Regions from separate parts of the Homo sapiens genome. Here regions 2, 3, 4 and 5 are each linked to region 1. A link is a loop called in an ENCODE intact Hi-C map of the cell type or tissue named here. Cell type or tissue: chondrocyte. All regions are shown on one strand.

Region 1 (5,000 bases):
GAAGAGGAAAAGAAGGGGTGGGGACGAGGGAGAGAGCTGCAGTCTTAAATAAGGTGGCCAGAAGGAGCCTGCTGTGCAGGGAGCTCTGAGCAGAGAGCTGAAGGCATCAGGGAGCAAGCGGGGAGACGTGGGGGCTGCATTCCAAGCAGGGGGTTGGTGCTGTGGAGACCCGGAGATGGTGGTGGCATTGCGGGGAGGGCTTGAGCTGGGGAGTTTGGGGGGCCACTGTGGGTGGAGAAGGGGAAGTGCTCAGCAGAGGAGGCCCATTTGGGACATCTTAGGACTCTGGGATGGAAAGCCATTGAGGGATTTTCAACAAAGAAGTGACATGACTTTCACTTAATGCTTTAACAAGACCATTCTGGCTGCTGTGTTGTGACTAGATTCCTGGAGGGGTCGGTAAGGGCAGAAGTAGGAAGAAGAGGGAGGACGCGACATGATTCTGGGAGTGACGGTGGTGGCGTGTCCTGGGCTGAGCGTGAGGGAGGTGACGAGAAGTGGCTGCTCTCTGGGTTTTCCTTGTAGGCAAGTCCAGCAGGATTTGCTGACAGTGGGTTTGGATGGAGGAGAAGCAGGGTAGTTGAAGACAAATGAGATTTGGATCTAAGCAACCGAAAGAAAGGCAAAGAAGTTCCCAGCGGACTGCTTTTGTTTGTTTGTTTGTTTTGTTTTTGAGAAGGAGTCTTGCTTTGTCGCCCAGGCTGGAGTGCAGTGGCACAATCTCGGCTCACTGCAACCTCCGCCTACTGGGTTCAAGCGATTCTCCTGCCTCATCCTCCCGAGTAGATGGGATTACAGGCACGCGCCACTAAGCCTAGCTAATTTTTGTATTTTTAGTAGAAATGGGGTTTCACCATGTTGGCGAGGATGGTCTCTATCTCTTGACCTTGTGATCTGCCTGCCTCGGCCTCCCAATGTGCTGGGATTACAGGCGTGAGCCCCCCCCGCACCCAGCCTGCGGACTATTTTTTTATGGGGGGGGGGGGGGAATCAGGAGTTTGCCCTTTGTGTTTTCAATTTAAGATTCGGCATTTGGGAGGAGCTGTCTGGTGGACTACAGGAAAGGCGAGTGTGGAGCTGGTGTGAGAAGCTGGCTGGGAGAGGGCTGTTCCTTGGTGACTCACGGGCGGAAAGGTGGCCTTTAAACAGTGAGGGTGGGTGAAGTCATCGGGGCAGGAGCGTGCCTCCAGAGGGCCAGGGACTGTGCCTGAAGCTGGGCTCTCCTGGGCTACAGGGGCTGCGAGGGAGGCTTGAGGGGCTGGGGAGCGAGGGGCAGGCTGAGACCCTCCTGTGGGAAAGCATTGCAAGCTGGGAATGTTTAGCGGTGGCCAGTACCTCAGAGTGCAGCAGGGCGAGGCGGAAAAGAGACTGACCATGTCTGAGTGGTTTTGGTGGAGTGCTGGGTAAAGGTGAATGTGTCAGGGTGTGAAGGAGAAATAGGAGCTGTGCGGAAACGGGTGCTGGGAAAGGGGGAGGTTGCTGGGGAAAGAGGTGTGGGGTCCTGAGGGGGCCTTTGAAAGGTAACGTGGAGAATTCCTACTGGATTTGGCCTTCACTGGAATACCCTAGAGGAGGGGGAAGTTGGAGGTGAGGGCGTGGCCGGTGGCTGAGTAGATGGCCTGGGGGGGCCTGGCCCAGAGAGCTCTTGGGAAGGTCTTAGGGCAGGACCAGGGGCCGCGGGGGCAGCAGATGGCACACGGGGGCGGGGTGTCGGAGGCGGCCTGTGCAGATCCCCTGACCCCCTGCCTTCTCAGGGCTACAGAAACAAGGCCGTCATACTTAGAGGTGCTGGGCGGCTGAGGAGTGGAGCGGGTGGGAGGTGCGGGGCTGCAGGGGGATTAGCTCCCAGCAGCCGTGGGTCCCCCTGAGGATGCCGGGGTCATAATGCACAAAGCCACCCTCTCCAAACACCTCCAGCTGCCCAGGCGAGGCGGCGCGCAGGCGGAGAGCAGGAGGGACGCGAGGGTGAGGGGCTGAGCCGGGGGCCAGGGCGTCTTCAAGGCAGCGCTTTAAGGAAAGGGCCATGGAGTTCCAGCTGGGGCAGGACAGGAGGAGCCGGGGACGGAGGTGAGATTAGTGGCCTGAAGCTCCCAGTGAGGCCAGGACTATGGGAGAGAGGGTACGGAGGGCATCAGGGTGCGGGGGGTGGTTAGGGGGTGAGGGCGTGCGACACAGCGTCAGAAAGCGGACGGAAGCTGGGGGTGAGCAGGACTCGGGTGCCGTGAGTGTCTTGGTGACCACTGTGAGCCGGCGAGGTCCACTGGGCCAGACCCTGGCCCGAGGTGGCCCCGGAGCTGTGAGCGGGAGGAAGAGGGAAGGGCGGAGTCTGGAGCCCTCACGCCTTCCGCCTTGTGCGCGGTGCAGGCTGCCGAGAGCCCGGCCGGGCAAGCCTTTCCGCCGTGGTCAGTGACTCGTTTGCACAAGGACTTTTTAGGGAAGAGAGAAGCCAGGCCTTCGCTGTGGGCCTAGCCCCTCAAACCGCAAGCTCTCCCCCTTGGGGTCCTCGTCGTGAACGCCCTTCTCGTCTCCCGCCGGGCTCACTCTTTCGCATTTTGCTGCGAAAGTTTACTGGAAATAGGTCCATTCACTGGTCGATTCAGAGGGACACTAGAAACGCGATGCCCATATCTAACACATCCTGGCCTTTTGAAGAGGGATAAAAAATAATACCCACTAGAGCCCCGTGCCTCCGGAGAGTGGGGCTTCGCATTTGCGCGTCCGAGGCCCGGCAGGGAGAGCTTCTGGGTCCTGGGGGCGCGCACATCCGGCGCGCGCTGTGTCGGGGAGCGGCGCTCTGGGCTGGGCCGGCAGAGGGCGCTGCGGGGCGGCCGTGGAACAAGCAGGGGAGAGCGTCAGGGGACCCAGCACAGCCTGCCTGCTGCGCCCTGCTGCCGGCCGCGCCCTCCTCCGTGCTGCGTTCTCCTGCTCGACGCTGCGTCCTCATCCAACACTGGCACCGCGCGCTCCTTCCAGGGTCGGAGGCCCACAGACCCCTCACGTTCGCTTCTGTCAGGAGTAGCGGCAGAATTTCGATAATTTATGTCTTTGATGGAGACTGGGAAGGTAGCCTGGCCGCTGCGCAGGAGAGCTGCGCGGGGTCCAGGAGGGGAGCGCGGAGTGGGAGCAGTCGACTCGGGCTGCGCAGTGCGTGTCGGCTGTCACGGGACACCGGTGAGGACCCTGCACCCAGAGTCGGGGGTCCAGGCTGTTGCTGGAACAGGAGGCAGCTCGGTGTCCACGGTTCCGCAGGGGGCCGCTGTCTGCTTGGATCTTTCATCAGGTCCCAGGCAGAGGGTGCGCTCTCTACTCAGCTTCACTCCTTGGGACAGAAGTGTGGCTGCTGATCCTGGAGTAGGGAAGGAGAAGGAAGCATTTGCATGATTAAAATATTTTTTTTTATCTTGGTAAAATACACATAACATGAAATGTACCATGTTAACCATTTTTAAGTACTATTTTAATGTACTATTCAGTGACATTAAGTTCATCGAACATTGGTGTGCAATCGTCACCACCATCCATTTACAGAAGTCTTTTCATCTTGAAAGTCTGAAACTTTGTATCTATTGAACAACAATTCCACATTTCCCCCTTCCCCCAGGCCCTGGCAACCACCATTCTACTTTGTCTCTAGGAATTGGACTACTCTAGGTATCTCATATAAGTCTAATGAAACAGCATCTGTCCTTTGTGACTGGCTTATTTCAGGTAGCATAATGACCTCAAGGTTCATCCATGTAGTAGCAAGTGTCAGAATGACCCTCCTTTTTAAGGCTGAATAATATTCCATTGCATGTCTATACCACAATTTGCTTATCTGTTCATCCATCGATGGACACTGGGTTTGGTTCTACCTCTTAGCTGTTGTGAACAATGCTACCATGAACACGGGCGTACAAATATCTGTTTGAAATCCTGCTTTCAGTTCTTTTGTATATATGCCTAGAAATGGAGTTGAGTTGCTGGATCAGATGGTAATCCTGTGTTGAATATTTTGAGGAACGCCATACTGTTTTCCATAGTGACAGTTGCATGATTTTTAAAAAGTGGCTTACTTTCAACACATTTTTTAAGGTAATATTTTGGACCAAATGGTTAATAAGACTGTGGTGACGAGGTGCAAGACTCTGGGAAGATGGCCAAAAGGCACTGTTCTTTTTCATTCTTGTTTTCTGTCCCCAGCCCATGCCCCTGCTGGCAGCCCTGGGCTTGCCATCCATCTGGAAGCTAGGAAGGGCTGAGTCACCCAGCATTCTGGGGCTGGGTGCACCCTTTCTATAGTGTCTTAGGAGGATGCAGAAGTAATGGCTACAGAGCAGCTGCTGAAGGAGGAGGAGGGCTCACGAACTGCTAGAATTTTAAAGGGCTGCAGCCCCTGAAGTCCTGGGCCCTGTTTTACAGATAAGGGAACAAAGACTGCTGCAAGGAGAAGCATGTGGAAGAAGACAGCTCTGAGGATGCAGAGCCCCAAAGGACGTGCTTGCCATTCCTGGAGAGGAATGGCATCAGGGACCCAGGCCACATGCAGTGCGGCCAGGGACAGAGCACCACCTGTGCGTGTGGACATTTCACATTTTTCCTCCATGGAAAAATGTAGGAAACCCTACAGCTTGGGTTTCCTCTGTTACTGAGGCTTCCTCTGTTACTGAGGCTAACTGGGACATTTGTCTATTTAGCATTTATCTACTATGTGTTGAAAGAGAGGCGGGTGGGGGAGAAGATTAGGAAGCCTTTAAACAAAGCTCCAAGTAGAGCTGTCTCGACATGATTCAAAACTGCATCCTTAGATGCTTGGTGGTATAAAGGTCTTGCCAATTCCCATTACAACACATATTGCAACATGCCTTTCTTCTCGTAAATGTCTTCTGAAGGTCACTCCAGCCCCTGCCAGTCCCTCTCCCCTTGACTTTCTGCCAGTGCCCAACTGTGAACCCGTAGAGCCATCTGCTCTCCCCTCCTGCTTACCTGCAACTGATGGCTGGCCAAGAAGATAGGAGAGT
Region 2 (5,000 bases), 510 kb after region 1:
GAGATAATAACTGCTCACTTCTGGGGTATCCCACTGGGGTGCCCAGGGTTGCAGGGCCCAGCCTGCAGACATCTCTTTTTGTGGGTCTCTGAGTCATCCTCCAGATGTCTGCCCTGGAGAAAATCAGGCATGGAGCCCAGGGGCTGCGGTGTGCACTTTGGAACAGGAAACATCTAACATTGCTTAAAAAAATAAAAGACTCTGCTGTGTTTACTTTTGAAACAACTTGCCAGCCCATCCTGGCAAACTGGAAGGCAGAATAACTTAATGGTTTTGGAGCAGATAGAACTCTGGTGTCCAAGTTCAAGTCCAGCTCTAGAGTCATGCTCCTTACAGTGGCCCAAGGACTGAGTGTGGATTCTGTCACGAACAGTATTTATGTGGTCATAGTCACAAATGCTCTTTAGTGATTTTCCTCTGTAAACACCCAGGTGTGGACAAGGGCATAGAACGCTCCACTATTGTTATCACAAAGGAACGGCTAAGCTGGCACTTTGCAGAGGTGCTCTCCAGTGAGAAGCGTGGCTGACCCTTCCCCAGGCTTGGACAGGCCCCCAACCCATATGCCCCTTCTGTAGGTCTCCACCTGCAGCTGTGGAGGCTTCACACAGAATGCAGTTCACATTTGGGGTTGTCACAGGTACACATTGTGATGGGATTTGCTATGTGCTTGGAGAAAGGAACAGCTTGTACTAATTCTGCAAGGTATCCATGGGCTGTGAGGTGCTGAGTAGACCTCAGGGGCAGTGACACCTGGTTACTCACATGCTTCCCTCTGCACTGGGAGCCCACCGGGCGCCAGCCAAGTCTGAAAAGCTTGTGGTGGGTCCCAGCTTGTACACAAGGCCTGGCACAAGATAGACATCAATGTGATGAAAGAAAGGAACTAGTGGAGATCTGGGGATGAGAAGAGTCCCTGGAGGGAGTGCAGGGAGAGCAGGTGAGCGGGGCTGAAGGCAGAGAGGAGGAGAGGAGAGCTGGCCTGCAGGTCACAAGAGCGTGAGCTGTCACCGGAGCCAGCAGGCATGCAACCTTCAGCAAGGCCTCAGCCTCTGCGCCCTCAGGTTTCCTCATCAGAGCACGAGGGCAGGAACAGCAACTCCAGCAAGGACTCTTGTCAGAGAAGTGATTGAATTGATATTTTGTTTTTTAAGTTATTAAAATGTTTATTTAAATTGATAGCTAATATTATATATATATTTATTGAGTACAACATGATGTTTTGAAGTGTACATACATTGTGGAATGACTAAATCTAGCTAATTAACATGTGCATCACCCCACCTAGATATGATATTTGTGGTAGGAACACTATACATCCACTTATTCCTTTATCTAACTGACATTTTCTATCCTTTGATCAACATCTCCCCAATCCCCCAGTACCACTCCCCAACCCCCTGATAACCATCATTCTACTCTCTGCCTCCATGAGATCAACTTTGTTAGATTCTATATATGAGCTAATACGTCTTTTGTTTTGTTTTGTTTTGTTTTGTTTTGTTTTCCTTTCTTTTCAGACAGGGTCTTGCTCTGTTGCCCAGGCTGAAGTGCAATGGTGCGATATCAGCTCACTGTAGCCTTGACCGCCCAGCAATCCTCCTACCTTAGCCTCCCAAGTGGCTGGTACAACAGGCACATGCCACCATGCCTGGCTAATTTTTCTTTATTATTTGTGTAGAGACAGCATTTTACTACATTGCCCAGGCTGTTCTTGAGGCTCAAGTAATCCTCCCACCTCAGCCTCCCAAAGTGGTGGCATTACAGGCATGAGCCACCACACCTGGCCATGGGCTAGTTTTTCTAAAGTGCTTAGAATAGCACCAGGCACAGAGATGGCAGGATACAAGTGTTTAATAAACTATACAAACGAAAAGAAGAATGTTAACCTTGACAACGTGAAATTAAACATGAGGTGATAGAATTTGGAAGTCGGAAGGCGGAGGGAGAGGGAGGCACCAATGCAGCTTGCTCAGAAGTGCTTTTGAGGAGACCTCGGTGACGGGCTTAGTCTTCTGGGCATTCACAGCCTCCGCAATAGGATACCAATCTTCTGTCCAAGTGCATCGACACTATTGCCTTTTCTTAAGGTGCAAGCTTACTGGACTCTTTTTTCCAAATGCAAGGAAAGCAGAGAACTACGGCCATCCGACTGGAGGATGCCCCTCATCTTGCCAAGCCTTGTGATGTGCACATAGCTGTTGCCTCCCTCTCTCCCTTCCCAGGGTCTTCTTCCTCCTGACTCTTGACATCTATCATGTGACTTCTGGGTCTCCCACATGTAAAATCATGTCAACCCACCCCTGGGCAAAGCAAAAGACAAGGGCCACATTCACGCAGGTTCCAAGTCTGGAACTTTCTAGGCAGGAAGTGGTAGGTAAGAGTTGGAGACAGACACACCAGGAAAATCATGTGGTCTCAGCTCCAACAACTGTGGCCAAGGTGCCTTCCCTTCCTGCCCCTGGGAGGCTGGGACCTTTCAGGACCCTCCAGGATGCAGCAATGGGGCTAGGGGAGGCAGGGTGTCATTGCTGGCCCAGGTGCTGTCTTCTGGGATGTGTGTCTCAACAAAAGTCCTCCTCCATTCTCACCTATGAAGAAAATTTCACTCAAATAAATGTTTTCATCCTGTCACAGAAACTCCCTTAGCCCTCGGACTAGGGAGTTTCTCTGCAGAGAATGGTCTCTCACTCTCATGATTAAGGGGATTTAATCTTCCCAAATGCATTTGTTTATTTTGGTAAGAAAACCTAAGAGAAAGGCATCTTGTCTGTCCATTCCATATGTGGTTCATTCTCAGGGCAGGCCAGGAGCTTGGGCTCTGGAGGAAGGGCCTGGCCTCAGATTGCACTGAGTGCCTGCTGAGGCTTCAAGAGGGTGCCTGGGTTCATGGAAGGTGGCTGAGGTTATCTTCACACAGCCACCACCAGCCAGGGTTCCTGCTTTCCACCTACTAAGACGACCTGTTTTTGTAATATCTAAGTTTGTTCTAACTCTTGCATTGGGCAAAAAAAATGATAGGAAAAGTACAACAAAAATACTCAGAAGCTTGTCAAAGTAAGAGATGAAGACTCAACCCTAGGGCTGGGTTCAGTCTGTTCTTCCCTCTGCTCCTCACTGTCTGAAACCTTGCACAGCTGTGTGTGGGCAGAGTGGGGAGGGCTGGGTCACACAGGCCTAACAGGACCAGAAATTCTCCAACTCATCCTGCCAGAAATGAAAGAGACGGGTAGCCTCCGTATCACAAAATGTAGAATCTGGAAGTTTGAGGGTAGCTGCGTTCTGAATTTGGAAGTGAGTGAGCAGTCTCTGGCCCTGGATCTCTTGGTGAGGAACAGCTGCCGCTGGGGAGGCTGAGGTCATGGGCCTGTTCCCTGCCTCTGTGCTTACTAGTAATGACAATGAACAACATCTGCCCGTGCCCTGCCTCTTCAAGCATGACCTCTAGAGCAGCCTGTGGGCCTTCTTGCTCCGTGGGTATGTAGGTGGGTGGCTCTCAGGGCAGCTGTCCTGGGACTTGTCCACCCCTGCTCCAAAGAAAGTGTCCATCAGTGACCTCCCTTCCCTTCTATTTCACCCCAGTGAGCATACACACAGTCCTCAGTGAGTGATACAGGCATGAGGAGAGTTGGGTGGTGACTTGGCTAGCTTCTAGTGGCACTGTAGACCCAGGAGAGTTGAGGGGGCAAAGCAGTCTCCTTTCTGCCTTCTTGTTTCTCCCAAAGGTACAATGCCAGAGGACAGGAAGGGCAGAGGAAAATCTTAGCAGAGCTGAGTGACTTCTCATATTCAGAAGAGAAATCTACATTCAGTCTTGGGTGAGAAATCCTTATGTCTCTCCATATAGTAGCACTGAGAATACACTCCAGCCACTGGATGGAAATGGGATTCAAACCAGTGACATGAAAATGTCCCCCGAACCCGGGGTCTGATTGCACAATCCTCCAACCATGACAGCCCAGTGCCAAATGAGCTCAGGGACAGGACCCTTTTCCTGAAAACAGTGTGTTTTTTTTGTACTTAGGAAACATAGCCAGTGTCGGGTGGACACAGAGCTGGGTGCTACTGAGGGAGGAGATGGTATTTGGGATGGGCCATTGCTCTGCAGGTGGGGCAAGGCCTAGGAAGAGGCCCTGTTGTGCTGGGGTGTTCATTTGTCTGGGAACAACTTGGAACTTGACCATGAGTTTTTCACTCTGGGTTTCTCCGTGGTACCTGGCTGGGTCTCTTCATGGCAGAAAAGAAAGACCTCTCACCCATTAATGGTGGAAATGTTCATGGTGCAGCCACATGGGACCTGGAGAGTGAGGGAAAGTGGAATGATAGAGACAAAAGAAGGAGGTCACTGCAAGTGGGAAGAAATGAGACGGCTGTTTCGTCACACACAACTTCCTCCAGGCAGGCTCCTCTCCACGCCTGGCCAGGTCCATGTGGAGCACAGGGGAAACCCTCCTGTGGAGCTGTGCATGGATTTAACCTTGAGAACAAGGACAACATGTGCATGGATGTTGCCATTAATGACATTGCTGTCTTTAGGGAAGATGATCCTGGAGCCTCCCTCCAGCCATACTTGATGACAACATGCCAGGTCTTGTCCTTGGCACAGTTTGCCCATCAGGGTTGGGTCTCACCTCATGATCTTCGTGCACTTTTTGGAGCCATGACGGTCCCCCTCTAGGGACACCACAGCAAATGAACCACAGTGAGGTTCTGGCCTCCAGCCGAGTGGTTCCAGGCTCTCCCTGGCCTTTTACTCAGCTCATGGAATTTGACATAATCTGGGGCATCCAACGGCCTCCCACTCTCTTCCTCTGAAGGGCTGAGGTGGCGCCTCTCTTTAATACCACAGAGAAGGTATTAAAGGAGTCAGAGCCACCAAAGGAAGACGCAAAGGTGCGTGTGGGTCCCCATGACCTGGAAATATTCAGGCAGCGTGGCCCGTCCTGGCCTCACCCCAATCTCCTCACCCTATCCTAGTTCCTGGGTCTAGAAAAGCAGTC
Region 3 (5,000 bases), 120 kb after region 1:
TGCCTCCTACAGGGTTGAAGACCCCCCTAAGTGGTAGTTTGCCTCCAGTGTGACCCACCTGTGCAAGGCTGTCCTAGCTCCAGGGCACCCCTGTTGTGGGCTCTGTGCCTCTGCCTCCACCCTGCCTCTACCCTGCCTCTGTCCTGCTGCCCTCCCTTCCTCCAGGCATTGCTCTGAGAGCCCCAGACATCCTGCATGCACATCTCTGTTTCAGAATCTCTTTCCTAGGCAACCTGACCTAAGAAACCAACTAGATAAAAATGGACAAGCGACATAAGCACAGATCACATACACAAAAAGGAAAAAAAAATCCTAAACAAGATGGTAAATTAGCATTGAACATGTGGAACAATGCCCAGGTGGAGTGAAGCAACATGAGAAGCAGGGCTGTTTGAGAAGGTAATGAACACAGCATTTCTGTATGGAAATTGAGGAGTATGTGTGAAAATCTAGAAGGTTTTTCTTGGGAAATCTCTTATGAATTTATCCTAAGAAGATAACTGTACAAACAGATGTATTAGCCAGGATTCTCCAGAAAAACAGAAGTGTGTGTGTGTGTGTGTGTGTGTGTGTGTGTGTGTATGTGTGTGTATAAAGAGTTTTTTATTTTGAGACAGGGTTTCACTCTGTTGCCCAGGCTGGAGTGCAGTGGCATGATCATAGCTCACTGCAGCTTTGAACTCCTGAGCTCAAGCTCTTCCTCCCTTAGCCTCCCAAGTAGCTGGGAGTACAGGCCTGCATGACCATGTCCAGCTAATTAAACTTTTTTTTTTTTTTTGGTAGAGATGAGATTTTGCTATGTTGCCCAGGCTGGTCTTGAACTCCTGGCCTCAAGCATTCTTCCCTCTTTAGCCACCCAAAGTGCTGGGATTATAGGTGTTAGCAACTGTGCACAGCTTTATATAAAGAGATTTATTATAAGGAATGGGCTTACATCATATGGAGGCTGAAAAGTCCCTAGATATGCAGTTGGCAAGCTGGAGAGCCAGCAGGAGAGCCCTCGGTGTAGTTCCAGAGTCTGAGTCTGAAGGCAGGAAAAGACCGAGGTCCCAGCTCAAGGCAGTCAGATAAGAGGCGTTTCTTATTTCAGCCTTTGTGTTCTATTCAGGATTTCAATGGATTGAATGAGACCCAGCCACGCCGGAGAGGGCAATCTGCGTTACTCACTTTACCAACTTGGATGTGAATCTCACGGAGAGGCTCCCCCACAGACATACCCAGAATACTATTTGACCAAATGTCTGGATATCCTGTGGCTCAGTCAAGTTGTTACATAAAATTAACCATCCCTACTGGTATGCACAGAAACATTAGTTGGAGCACGGCAGTTTGTGTTCATTCACAGCACCCTGGGTACATAAATAAATCCACAGCCAAGCAAAGGATTGCGCCGAGGCTGTAGCAAAGCAAGCAGGAGGGCGCGGCCCAGGAGATGTGAGCTCCCATACTGCTCGCAGCACTGGGACCCAGCATCCCCCTCAGCAATAGCCCAGAATACACAGGGCATCAAGAGCCCTGCCCTGCAAAGGGAGGGCAAACCTCCCATTCCTGGTGCTTTAAGTGGACCCAATCCCTGGCTGGAACTTGAAGGCAGGCCACAGAAACAGACTATTTCCGCCCTTTACTACTCGTACTTGTCTCAGCCCATCTGCTCACACCTTATCCTTCGGGTTCCTAACCCCACTATCTGTACCCAGGTCTTATATTAGCATTTTCCCCCTGGCCACTCAACTTAATGCATGTTTAGATTCACTTTTGGGGCTTCATGAAGTTCCGACTTTCTTTGGGCACTGGACACTGCATCGTGGAATCCCTACATTCTTTGCAAAAACTTCCTTACTCCAACCCACGTCGCAAGGACCTCCCACTCATGACTATGCAGAGTTGGGGATTTGGCCTAACCCAGCAGGCTGGCTTCTCCTGCAGATGCGCCAGGCATCCCGTCACATAATCAGCATGCCTGCTTCTGGAGAGGGACCACTCATTGTGTTGGGCTCCCTTGCGAGCTCAGCACTGAGATGGTCCTAGGAGTTTCTATCCCCACATTGCACCTGGAAATCTCATGGTCCTTGACAGCCACAGGTTTCCAGTGGCAGCTCATGAGGCCTCCAGATAGGTGGCAGGGACCGAAATACTTCACAGCTTTTCCACGGACAAAGATCAGCAATTTGTTTTTAAAATAAAAAGTCAATGTTAAAGTGAAGTTGGCATCAGGTAATTGAGATGCTATCAGGATCCTGAGTGGGGACTGAACACATGCAACCACACAGTGTAGTATTTTTAGGCAATTGCTCACTCATTTGAGAAAACACAGTGGGTAAAACTGTTTCCCTTGTGGTGACTGTTGGACTTCCTGCATTTTCAGAGGTTTTCTGTATTTTCATAGGAGTCCCATTTCCTTTTAAGAACCAGATTGCCAATGCCCCATTAGTTAGCTTTCCACTCCAACAGGCCGCTTGCTCTTTTGCCTTTCCCTCCCCTTCTCTTTTAAACCAATTAATTAAAAAGCTTTACAAAAACAATACATGCTAACGTGAAAAATTAAAGCAGTATAGAAAACTACAACACAAAAAGGAAAAGCTCCTCTGCCCTCAGCTCCTACACTCCTCAGAGGTGGCCATCATGAACATTGGCTTCTTTCTAGAACTTTTCCTGCATAGACAATCAGAGAAACATAGATTGATAGACTGATTTATGCAAAGATGGCTGAATAATGATGTTTAATGCTCTGTTACTTGCTTTTTCCTACTTAATTTATGCTAGACATGATTTCACAGCAGTTGTCAAGGAGGTCTATCACCCTTTTCAACATTTGCATTTTTTCAATTATAAATAAAAAATTAATTAATTAAGAAACACTTGCATTTGGTTCTACTGTAGAAGTGTACCATCATTTGTTTAACCAATATTCCACAGATTGACTTGTAGATTACTTCAGAGGTCTTAATATTAAATGTTCCAGTAAATATCCTCAGGCATGTGTTTTTGAAGAACAGGGCTAGTGTATCAACAGGAGATTGTTTTATAGGTCTTTATAAAATTAAACTGTTTTCACTGGTATAAAAATTTAATAATTGTCAAATAAAATGTTGCTCTTTTAAAGTTTCTTCTCATTATCAAATGACGCTTTTTTTTTTGTCTTGGTCTTCTATAAACCTGCCCTTAAGCTGTGACAAAATTAATTTAAAAAAATCGATGTTGGTCCATGGGATCCATAAATTCTTTTTATAGATCGTTTAACAGAATTCTGTGTCGTGGGCGAGGCTCCAGGCTGGTGTGCAGCGGTGCGCTCCTGGGTCTGTGAGTGGGCATTCCTCAGAATCCCCACAGCCTGACCTGCTGCCCTTTGCTGGTTTCACTTGAAGCTATTATTCCAATTGACTCACTCTTGGCTGACATCTGGATGCGTTTTATAACAGACTGTTTTCATAACTCCACAAAAAGGTTCTCAGGATTAATACTTGTTTATTTTCATTTTCCATTGGACCTTAAATTAGCTAGCAGCCAATACTGGCACAACCCCTTACTGGAAGCCATTTTACCTAAGTGGAGGGGATGGCAAATCCATCCAACCTTGGGTTTTCTGTTGCTTTAAAACCTCTTGCCAACCAACTATTCCAGAGTGGCTGTCAAATCAACCAATAGCAAAATATTTGGGAGTATTTGTCAGTTAGCTGGGGTAGAAGCAGCCAGATGTGTGGATAGGTCATACAGTTACCTTCCCCGTGTAAGTTGGGGCCAGGGTAACCCATGGACATGTGTGCATGTACAACACAGGTGCATGTACAGCCAAGCATACAGGTGCCAAGATATTTTATTGGGATATTATGTGTTTTCTTCTCTCTGTTGTAGGTATTTTTTTTTCCTCTCCCACCTGAAAATTTTTTCTTTGCTTTTTGAGATTGTACTTTCAAAGACATTCAAGACACCCAGATTTTAAATTCAGGGTGTTAATCCAGGGTTTTGTTTTTGAAGACCTGGGATCATTGAAGGGATTAAGTTAGATTTTCCTAGAGGAAAGAGGCAAGTGACTGCCTTTGAATTTAAGGATTGTCTGTATACGTGTGTGTGTGTCTGTGTGGTGGAGGAGGGGGTTGTTTGCCCTTTAACATTTGTTCTTTTAAGGTTTCTTCTCATTATCAAGTGACACTCTTTTTTTTTTGTTCTATAAACTTACCACTGAGCTGTGATAAAATTGATCATTTAAAAAAATATGTGTTGATCTGTTGTGATCTATAACTTATTTTCTTATAGATTATCATGGGCACAGCTCAAGGCTAGTGGTACAAGAGCACCCCTTCCCAGCAAATTAAAAAGCCTGTTATTTTTGCAAAAGCATTAGAAGCTTTCAACAATGTTGTCAAGAGCCTTTCTTAACTCTTTGGTGACTGGTCTGAGTCAGTCACAGGTGGAAGGTGTGATGTGATCAGACAGGCCCTGACATTTCTTGTGAACTCATGAAATCCTGCATCTTTTCCAAATGTGCAATTTTGTTTTTGAAATTAATTTTTATTATCTTCACATTGTGTTGGATGATCAGAGGATTATAATTATTCCCTGCCCCAGGGGAGAGTATTGCAAAGGTACATAGGGCATGAACGTGGGGAGGGCAAGAAGTGTGCCCAAAGCGTGCTATAGCACAGTGTGTGTTCCACTCCTCATACAGCAATGAACTGGTGAAGGAGTTAAAATCTTAATGATTTCCAAATGATCAACAGTTTTTAAAAACATAAATATGCAGCATGAGAGCCTACATTTGTACAAGTGTATGGTTGTGTGTGTGTGTGTGTGTGTGTGTGTATGAACATGCTTGCATGTATGTGCTCACAAATGGGGAGGAAGCACAAGAGGCAAAAGGCAATGGTTTGTTTCCTTTTTGAATTTAGGAGGTATGTTCAAGACAAGGAAGTTCTTTTCTTATCTTCATCAGACTACTGGAAAATGGAATAAAAATACAAACCATAAACTTCAGGCACTCAAGTTTCTGAGTTAAGAGTAGC
Region 4 (5,000 bases), 1.2 Mb after region 1:
TTCCTGATCTCTGCTCCCCAACTCCCTCCCATGGTTGAGAAGGCCCTGGCTCTCCATATTAAATCTCTCTCTACTTGAAATAGCTGGAGCACTTCTGCTTTCCCACGAACCCTGACCAAAGCCTCCCAGCCCCAGCTACAGCTGACAGGCTCAAGAGCACCACAGGCTCTCAAGGCTGGCCTGGCTCCTCCACACACAACCCCTGCAGATCTCTACTCACTCCAGACTCCCCCTGCCTCTGGCCAAGGCCCTGCCTTCCTGCCTTCAAGCTGGGCGCCCATTTCTCCAGGAAGGCTTTTGTGACCGGGCTTCATGTCCCTTGCACCCTGTGTATTGATCTTCCTGCTTGATGCCAAGCCCTATGAACACAGCAATTCTATCTGGCTTTGTACACTATTGTACCCAGCACAGGGTCTAAAAATACTTTTTGCATAAATGAATGAGTAAATGAAAAATTATTGAGTAGTCTTTGAGATCCTGATGCCATGAGTATAGAGAAAGAGAATATATGCATCTTAAATCCATTAAAGTTTGATTTAAAATGCACATTGGCACTGGCTGAAAGCTGGGTGGGCTCCATGGGGTACAAAGACAAGCCCACCAGGAGCCGAGAGTTGAGGAGTATGAACAGGCACAGGTCTCCGTGCAGCTGCAGTATGTTACAGCTTCTGGTGACTTCTGCCACCCTTTGTCCCTCTAGGGTCTGTGTTCCTGCCAAGAGAAAAGGCAGTGGCAGGAAGGAGGCTGCTCCAGATGTCAGAAAGGCTTAGCGAATGGTTTACTGTAGTTCACGAAATTTCTACAAGAGTAACCAATTGGCATCAGCTCCCTGAGCTGCCTGCTTAGAGAAGGAGCTTATGGCACTAAACCATTTTTGTATATTCCATCAAGATCTAGGAAAGCAGATTTCCTTTTTCAAAAAGCAGAGAAACTGTCCCACCCTGCAGTCATTGTGAGTGCAGAGGGACGGGGAGCCAGCGATCCATGAATTGCCAAGCCAGATTGCAGCTATAACCAGATTTTAGTTTGTGAAGGTCTTTTACAGACCTTTTTATACCCTATCCAGTGAGTATGAGTTAGGCTGGAGAGCAAAGGAATTGGAGCTTTTCCACACCACACACGGTTTGCGGTTGGCCCCCACCAGGTGGCTCCCCTGGCGGAGGACTCTGCGCTGCCTGCACCTGAGCGTAGCTGGGGCTTGCGGTGTGCGTCAAAGTGGCTGCGGAGTTCTTGTCTATAGAAACTGTTCAAAGTAACCACCTGAATTACTCCTACCATACTCTTTCTTTGACCTTTTATTTCTTTTAAGCATAACGTCAGCACTGATTTGAAATCATCAAGTAACTTCAACCAACGTAAAAATCCTGAGTTGCTTAAAAAGGAAAGAAAGGCTGCCCCCAAAGTGACAGGCTTTCTAACTTGCCTGTGTCTTTGCACCTATTTCCCTAGGACGCGGGAACGCCCCTTTCCCACACCCACTTCATTCTCCTCCCTGTGCCTCACGTTCTGGGAACATCCTCCTCTTGACTGCATTTCTTAGCCTCCCCGGGCTAGGGAAAGTGTGGTCTCCCTTTCAGCAACCTCAGTTCCATATACATTTCTTTCTCTCAGAATGTCTGATGCTATACTGCATTTATTGGTTTTCTTGTTTCTCTCCCTAGTAAACAGGACATTTTTTGAAGTCCTGCTGGCACATATGCAGTCCTCACACAACGCCTGGTGGATGATTGATTCATTTTAAGAGAGCAGATGAGCTAGGCTGTCTACAAATGTGTCGGATCCAGCTCCCGCCATCCTTCCTTCGCAAAGCAGAGCTTGCCAAGCCTGCGCACCCACGGGCTGCCTCTCTTCAAAGGGCGGAGCCTGTGCAGTGAGCGTTTGGCCACCTGGTCGCACACCGAGTGCTCGTCAGCGCGCATGGCCTGAGCGTTCTGCCCTGACACTCGCTGGCCTCTGGGCGCTTCTGTCTTTGACAACGTCCTGAACACTGTGGGAAGGCTCACTAGCATTCCACTCCTTCCCTAATGTGGAGTGGGTGTGATTTGAGGGGTTTGGCCCCCACCCCAGCTGCAGGGGTAAGTCACACTAGTTTGGGCTAATTAGCAGAATCTCATCTCCTTAGCGCAAACAACATTGATTCAAGAATGATCAGGGATCCCAGCCCAAACCAAGCCTTGCTGCAGCAATCAGCCGCTCTTGGGTTTGGGGGGAGGATACGGCGTGTGTCCCAAGGTGGGTCCACCCAGCGAAGCCAGTATTCCTCCTTGATGACTTTGGAAAGAGTCTCTCTCTCGTTCCGGAGGGTGTGATGTGTGAGGTTGGAACCACGAGGGACACCAGCTTGAGAACAAAGCCAAACTAAGGGGCGGGCGGAGCCAAGACGGAGGAGGCGAGTCCGGAGCAAACATACCGGATCTCAGGAGCCCCGTGACTGCTGCTCTTGGCTGACTCGTCACAAAGCATCCAGACGCGTCTCGGCCCTGCGTCCAAGACGCAAAGTTGTGCGGCAACCAAGCCTAGAGCTAAGCAGTCACCAGGAGTGGAGACAAAAGCAGTGAAAGGATGGGAGCGAAAACACGGATCCCGAGAACGAAGCCACGAGTGCAAAGCCGGGCGTTGTGCAAACTATCCCGGGCCTCTGCTGCCCCCTGGCGGACGCCGCGCGGGAGCCCAGAACCGGAGCGCTCTGAGCGAAGCCGACTCCATCCGACACCGCCGCCTCCCAGAGGGCTGCCCTGGGAAGTCACTGAAAACAGCCTGCGGAAGATTTCTCCTGTGTCACGTGGGGGGAAGAACAGCCGCTACCTGTTAGATTGCCATGAGGTTGAATGGCCAAAATGGATAACCGGGACCAGAGTTATCCTCCCACCTGAAAGAAGCAGGAGGAAACCAACAAAACTATAGAAACAACCGTTTTCAAAACCCAGCACACCAGATGCAGAGGACAGTGATCCTACTACCCAGACAGTTTCCGGGCCACAGCACAGGAGGTGCGGGAACCCGGACAGGGCTTGACCCCATGAGCTCACCCTCACGAGTTGAGGGACTAAGCCGAGTCCTCAGGGCAGGCACGGCGTCCCTGGAGGAAGAGGGGGCTGCACAGACACAACTCCAGTGATCCACAAAGGCTGCGGCCAGGGTGCAGCAGGGCGGCTCAGCACGTGCAGGCGAGGAAGCTGCCAGAGGCCCAGAAAGATCCCCGTGGGGCTGGAGGGAAGATCCGCCTGTGTTTGCACAGGGCGGGAACAGCGCCTCCCCCATCAGCCAGACTGCAGGCTCACCACTCAGGAGGCACGGGACAGCCCTGCTTCAGGGGTGGGAGCAGTTATTACTAAACGCAGCTCTATCCCCATCTGAGAAACGTCAAAGGCAGGACCGGAAAGCATCAGACTGTTACAAAGTAACTTAACCGTACCCCAGAACAAAGCCTGAAAATACACACAGGAAAACAAAGACATCCAGCACACAACAAGAAAAAAGTGGCAATGTCTACCACCCAGTAAGAAATGACCATGCATGAAGTGAGGGAGAAAAAAATTACCCATAATGAAGAGAAAATGCAATCAGTGGACGAAGTGCCAGGACACAACCTGTCAAAATGGGTGGGATTTGGCTAAAGCAATACTTAGAGGGAAAATGATAGCACTACACTAGGTTAGAAAGGAAGAGGGATCTCAAATCTCAGCTTCCGCCTTAAGAGCGAATTAAACCCAAAGTAAGAAGAAAGGAAACAAGAAAATTCAGAGCATAGGCCAGGTGCAGTGGCTCAAGCCTGTAATCCCAGCACTTTGGGAGGCCGAGATGGGCAGACTATTTGAGGTCAGAAGTTTGAGACCACCCTGGCCAACATGGTGAAACCCCGTCTCTACTAAAAATACGAAATTTAGCTGGGCGTGGGGGCGTGCACCTATAATCCCAGCTACTCGGGAGGCTGAGGCAGGAGAGTAGCTAAAGCCCGAGACGTGGAAGTTGCAGTGAGCAGAGATCGCACCACTGCACTCCAGCCTGGGTGACAGAGACTCTGTCTCAAGAAAGAAAGAAGAAAGGAAAGGGAAAGGGAAAAGGAGAGAGAAAGAGAGAAAGAAAGATCAGAGCACGAAAGGAAAAGAAAGAGAGAGAAAGAAAGAAGAAAGGAAAGGGAAAGGGAAAAGGAGAGAGAAAGAGAGAAAGAAAGATCAGAGCACGAAAGGAAAAGAAAGAGAGAGAAAGAAAGATTACAGCAGGAAAGGAAGAGAAAGAGAGAGAGAAAGGAAGATCATATCATAAATCAGTGGAATAGAAAGGAGAAAAACAAAAGGGACAAATCAATGAAATTAAAAGCTGGAGTTTTTTGTTTGTTTTTAGAAGATCAATAAAATTGATAAACTCCTGGTCAGGTTGATCCCCCCAAAAAAGAGAAAAGACTCAAATTACTAAAATCAGAAATGGGAATTGTGATATCTATCACTATAGATTCTACAGATGTTAAAAAGAAAATTAAGAGCATATTATGATAAACTTAAGACCAATATATATGACAAATTAAATATAATAGACAAATTCCTTGAAAGACACTATCGGCACTTAAGAGTAAACAGATAATCTGAATTAGTCTTATGTCTATTTTTTACATTAAACTTGTACTTTAAAACCTTCCCACACAGAAACCTCCAGGCCCAGATAACTTTATTATCCAACTTAGGAAGAATGAACATCAATTCCATACACACTCCTGGAAAATTGTAAAAGACAGAACACTTCTCAAATTGTTTTACTCTGGTACCATGACCAAAGACATTACAAAGAACGAAAACTATAGACTATTATCTCTATGAATATGAATGCAAATTTTGTGTGTGTGTGTATATACACACATATATATATATTATTTTATTTTGTTTTATTTGAGACGGAGTTTTGCTCTTGTCCCCCAGGCTGGAATGCAGTGGCATGATCTCGGCTCACTGCAACCTCTGCCTCCCAGGTTCAAGCGATTCACTTGCCTCAGCCTCCTGAGTAGC
Region 5 (5,000 bases), 620 kb after region 1:
CTTTTTCCCTCCAAGAATCAAGTGTTACAATCAGGGATAGCTTGTTATGATGGAAGCCGTGCGGGCAGTTTGGATTTTCATGGGTGTCCCCACCCTGCTGGCAGGCAGCTGGCTTTGGAGGCCTGTCCTGGATCCCTCTCACTGACTGCATCTCCCCTCCCCTGGTCCAGGCTCCAGTTTACATGGCTCTGCCATTGGGAAGTGGAATGGCAAAGCATATGCGGCCGTGCTGCTCAGCCAGGTACAAATAAGAGTTGTGTTGCTGCTCATCTGGGGCTGCTGGCTGCCTAGAAAAATGAAATAAAGTGAGTTTGTAACAAGCAAAGTCCTGTGAATTGTGGCCTCTTTCAATCATAAACAGACAGTTTATCCACTGAAAAGATCATATGGCCCAAATAATCAGAGTGACTTTGGAAGAGTAATCCACGTGGTTTTATATTAAAGAGGGGGAGGGAGGGAAGGAGGTGGCGGGGGGAGGGAGAGAGAGAGAGAGGGAGAGAGAGCAAGCCAGATTTCTCCACAGAAACAGAAACGATAGGATATACAGATATAGTTGGATGAGGAGAGCTGTTGTGAGAATTGGCTCACTCAATTATGGATGCTGAGAAATTCCAGGCCACGCCATCTACAAGCTGGAAGCAGGTCCAGGCCAGTCCAAAGGCCTAAAATCCAGGGAGGAAGGGGACTGGTGTAAGTCCCAGAATCCAAAGGCCTCAGAACCAGGAGCTCTGATGTCTGAGGGCAGGAGAAGGTGGATGTCCTAGCTCCAGAAGAGAGAGACAATTCACCTTTCCTCTGCCCCATTGTTCTCTCTGGGCCCCCAACAGGTTGACCAGTGCCACCTACATTGGTGAGGGTGGACCTTCTTACTCAGTCCACTGATTCAAATGCTCATCTCTTCCAGAAACGCCCTTACAGACACACTCACAAATAATGTTTTACCAGCCATCTGGGCATCCTCACCGCAGTCACGTTGACACCTAAAATTAACCATCTCAGAAAGCCAAAAGGTGGCTGGGGACGCGGGGGCAGCATCAGCCGGCTCCCCGCCCCCTGACCAGGAGAAGGTGCGCACCGTAAGCACTCCACCCTCCCATTCGGCCTCTGGCCCCAGGTGCAGCCACTGTGGACTCACCCTGCCTGGTGCGGAACACTCCCTCCCTGTGATGTGCAGTCCGCAGATGGAAGCCTGGAGGGCCCACACGCTTCCGAAGCAGGGTGGCCCTAGGCTGGCTTGTCAGCGGAAGCTGTCTAGCGGGGATATGGCGGTGGCAGAAGTGAGGGGGCTGAGGGGCGGGGCGGACTTTAGCAGGAGGATAGAGGGGAATGTCCTTGTTTCATAAAGCTGAAGTGTGCCCAAGCAATGTCCCGGTATCTCTGTGAAAGGTTGGCTGCCTGGTGTGACTGAGAGACCGGAGATTTGGCCCTGGAAGGTCAAGTGTGGTGGTCTTTTTCTTTTTTCCACTTTTTAACCTTTTTCTACTGTGGGGAGATCGCCCAAGATTACTGAATTTGCTAACCCCAGGGGAAGTAGGCATTTGAGTCTAACAGCGCCATCCCTCCCTCCACAAAACCCTGTAGAGCAGTGTTCGCTCTATGACGTGTGAAGGTGAAAAGCCACTCAGGAAACCAGAGAGATTTGGCACTAAAATATATGTTTTTCGTAACCAGGGCAGGTTGGGCTTCCCTTCATCACACACCAACAGATGCACACGGAGCCCCGCGCGGCCCATTCCTGAGGGCGGATTCCCCAGGGCAGGGCGAGAAAGGCCCTCGGGCCCCTGCCTGTGTGCCCATCTCTCCATCCTAGGTCGAGGATGAGCGGGTGTGCGCAGGCCCAGCGTGGGAGAGGCAGGCAGGCCAGGAGCGGCCCGCCAGAAAGGTGCAAGGGAAAGCCCCAGAGGCGGAGGGGAAGGTGAGAACCCGGGGCGGTGATGCTGCACGCCCCTGGGGGACTGCATGGAGAAGGGGAGGGTGCGCGGGGCCGGCTGGTCCAGTGCACTCCGGCGCGGCCCCGGCACCCGTGGGCACCGCCATGTCCTTCGCTCAGCTCCGCCGCGGCTACCTGCGGGGTCTGCGCGGCTGCGGTGGCCAGGTGAGGACGTCTCTGCCCTTGCGCGGCCTGCGCTGTATGCTTCCTGCCTGGCCCGCGCTTCCCCTGCCTGCATCACCCGCTGCCCGCGCGGCTCGGAGCGCGCCCTCTGCTGGACCGGCCACGGCCGGCGGGCGGCTGCCTCCAGGCTCCACCACAGGAGGGGGAGCACGCGCCCTGCTGACCGCACGCCCACGTGATATCGCCTTCTGCCATCGCAGAAAGCAGCGGTTCAGCCTCTCTGCCTGCACACTTGCGTGATGGGGAGCTCACAAGCAGTCCACTGCATTGCTGTCAACGCTGACCATTAGAAACAGCTTCCTTATGTTGAGCCCTTTGTCGCTCACTCCATTTGTCCTACCTCTGCCCTCCAGGTCTCGCCTGCAAAGGGCTTAGCTTCTCATGACAGCACTTAAAGCATTTCAACACAGCATTAGCACCACCTAACCCCAGTTCTTCTGCTCTGCCCAAACCTCCCCGGGCCCTCCAATCATTGTGGTATGATGTAGCGTCACCATTCAGATGACTCACGTTAGGACACAAACCATCTACAGAGTCCCTTCTCCACTGTGGTGCCCAGGAGTACACCTGAGCCTGCAGGTAGGGTCTGCCCACTGCACAGGACGGGACGTCGCCTGCGGGACTCTAACCGCTGGCCTTCAGACACACAGGCAGAGGTCACAGCAGTCGATGTGCCAGAATCTTCACACTTCTCATGCGCTCTGAGTTTAGGTTCAATTTTTATTCATTTTCATATGTTCTACTAAGTAATCCCATCCCTGAATCCATCCAGCGAACATTTAATTCCTAACGAGTGCCAGACAGCTGCTATTATTGCTGTTCAGTCTAAGGGTGTATCTTCAGTTTCTGCACTAAAGTTCATCCTGGCTTACCACGTCCATAATTCTCATTTATGTTAATCATTTGGGATGGTGATGTTTTTAAATATCCAATATATCTGTAATGGCTTCCAGATCCATCTAATTAGTGAGTTTGACAGGCAGCCTTCGTATGTCCTAGTGCTGTTAAAATACCGAAATCCAGCTTCATATTCCGGTAAAGAGGCTGCACAGCCCCTTTCCCCTTTGTGAAAGATTGCTTGACAAACTACCAAGGCTTTTATGAGGAGCCCATGAAGATCTTAACCTATTGTCTTTAAATTGATCAAAAAGCTTCCTCGTGTCACCTTGTCACATGCCTTACAGAAATCCAGAGACACTAAGTCCACCACATTTCCCTGATGTGCAGCCCAGTAATTGCACTAGCGTCTTGCTGCCCTGCTGGGCGGTTTTGACAGAACACCTGTCATTGCCTCTCCTGGTCTCTAAGCCTGTTGTTCTGCTGGGCAGGCTGGACACTGAGGTCCCACGACTGCACACAGAGGCACACTCAGTTCTCAAACAACCACTCTATGCACTCCTGACTCAGAAAGGAGCCTGGGACTCAAGCTTTGTCTCTGATGGTCCCCTGAGGCGGCGGGTGCTTTGTTCCTCTCTTGTGCTTAGCCATGCCTTGTCCCAGCAGAAGTGTCTCAAGTCATGGGGTTTCCCCATGTCCCTGCAGAGGGTATTTTAGTCTAAGAATACATGGCATTCTTAACAAGGGCTTCCTGATATTAATCATAAATAGTCCTGCACTGATTTCACACTATTATTCTTTCTTACAACTTTTGTTTTTAATACAGCTGAACACCCACCTCCTCAGGCTGTGCCTGAATATGTGTGTGATGTGTATGGTATGTAGGACAAGGATCCTATAGGAGATAATGAGTATTTTAAATATATAAGACATATTATTTACTACTATATATTTTTAAGGAGAGAGAAGATGTAGCATTTTCATTGCACTGGAAACTATACTGCAGTGATGGCTGAGGCCTAGATGTGTCCTTGAGGTGGAGGAGTGCTGGGGAGCAGGAGGTTGGGTATGGGGAGTCTGCTCTGTCCTGCTTTCTGGCCTCAGCTTCCTAGTTTAGTGAATGGCTGGGATGGGATGATCCCAAACATCACTCCCAACTCTTCTACAACATCCGCAAGTCATCACTTACAATATAGACCTATGGTCTCTGAGATTTGTAACTGACTTTTGTAAGAGTACTACTGCTACTAATGAGAATAGTAATTGACACTCACTCATTATGCATCTGTGACTTGGGCTTCAGCAATTTGCTGAGTTCTTATAACATATCTCTGAGATAGATGTACTACTCTATTTACAGATGAGAAAGACCCAGGTCTGGCATGCTCAAGCCACTCGTTCAAATGAACATGCTGTTATGCAGCAGCCAGAAAGCCAGGTCTGTCTGGATCTTTTACATCCTCTGGCCAGAGGCTGCAGTGTGGAGATTCTACCTGAGGAGACATACGGAATCTAGAACTCTGCAGCCCAGTGTCCAATATGGGATCCAGTCCGGGCGCGGTGGCTCATGCCTGCAATCCCAGCACTTTGGGAGGCCAAGGCAGGCGGATTACCTGAGGTCAGGAGTTCGAGACCAGCCTGACCAACATGGTGAAATCCTGTCTCTACTAAAAATACAAAAAGTAGCTGGGCATGATGGTGCATCCCTGTAATCCCAGCTACTCAGGAGGTTGAGGCAGGAGAATCCCTTGAACCTGGAGGCGGAGCTCTGAGCCACCTCCCCCAGTCTGGGAGCCAAGTCCTTGGCCTCCATGGTTGACCCACTTCTTGACCCTCTCCTTCACTAGGCAGCCAGTGGCTGCTTCATTACAGCTCCACACTTCAACAACTCCCAAAGAACCCAAATATCATTAAGCAATTTTATAGCAGTCTGGGGCTGACTGACAGTTCAGAAGTGGCTGCCGAGTTACTTGCCATCCAACAATTAGAAAACAGTCAAGGCCTTGGTGGGGGGTGAGGGTGCTTAGCACAGGGCTGAGGGCACAAGTAT

The links. A loop is a pair of places that touch in the nucleus more often than their neighbours do. Peaks named below come from ENCODE experiments on the same cell type or tissue, not always from the same donor. Only the 100,000 strongest peaks of a DNase experiment are listed, where the experiment ranks them.
Region 2: a loop joins it to region 1, with 3 times the contacts of the local background. A loop is called at or near these places in 2 of 110 quality-filtered maps.
Region 3: a loop joins it to region 1, with 2.7 times the contacts of the local background. A loop is called at or near these places in 11 of 110 quality-filtered maps.
Region 4: a loop joins it to region 1, with 5 times the contacts of the local background. A loop is called at or near these places in 17 of 110 quality-filtered maps.
Region 5: a loop joins it to region 1, with 5 times the contacts of the local background. A loop is called at or near these places in 75 of 110 quality-filtered maps.

Annotation. Positions count from the first base shown.
Region 1 is chr10:43,687,429-43,692,428 of GRCh38, forward strand. It overlaps LOC124902417 (a long non-coding RNA gene), which reads left to right and starts at 2,752. Exons shown (of 2, transcript XR_007062133.1): 1 at 2,752-5,000. RefSeq lists a silencer at 2,737-2,836. In chondrocyte, CTCF peaks have their summits at 2,815 (motif pointing right), 3,019 and 4,189; no DNase peak of the experiment used is centred here.
Region 2 is chr10:44,195,527-44,200,526 of GRCh38, forward strand. No RefSeq gene overlaps it. Among named protein-coding and RNA genes, the nearest start is that of LINC02881, 95 kb to the right of the region's middle. RefSeq lists enhancers at 661-830, 3,200-3,309 and a cis regulatory region at 746. In chondrocyte, no CTCF peak of the experiment used is centred here; no DNase peak of the experiment used is centred here.
Region 3 is chr10:43,806,029-43,811,028 of GRCh38, forward strand. All of the region lies in intron 2 of LOC105378275 (a long non-coding RNA gene), which reads left to right. Among named protein-coding and RNA genes, the nearest start is that of LINC02658, 30 kb to the left of the region's middle. In chondrocyte, a CTCF peak has its summit at 2,295; no DNase peak of the experiment used is centred here.
Region 4 is chr10:44,862,361-44,867,360 of GRCh38, forward strand. All of the region lies in intron 2 of TMEM72-AS1 (TMEM72 antisense RNA 1), which reads right to left. Among named protein-coding and RNA genes, the nearest start is that of TMEM72, 46 kb to the right of the region's middle. In chondrocyte, CTCF peaks have their summits at 2,649 (motif pointing left) and 2,865; no DNase peak of the experiment used is centred here.
Region 5 is chr10:44,308,985-44,313,984 of GRCh38, forward strand. All of the region lies in intron 1 of LOC124902544 (a long non-coding RNA gene), which reads right to left. Among named protein-coding and RNA genes, the nearest start is that of LINC02881, 19 kb to the left of the region's middle. RefSeq lists silencers at 901-1,070, 1,915-2,244 and enhancers at 1,831-2,333, 3,613-3,782. In chondrocyte, CTCF peaks have their summits at 2,227 (motif pointing left) and 2,469; DNase peaks (open chromatin) are centred at 1,196, 1,861 and 2,027.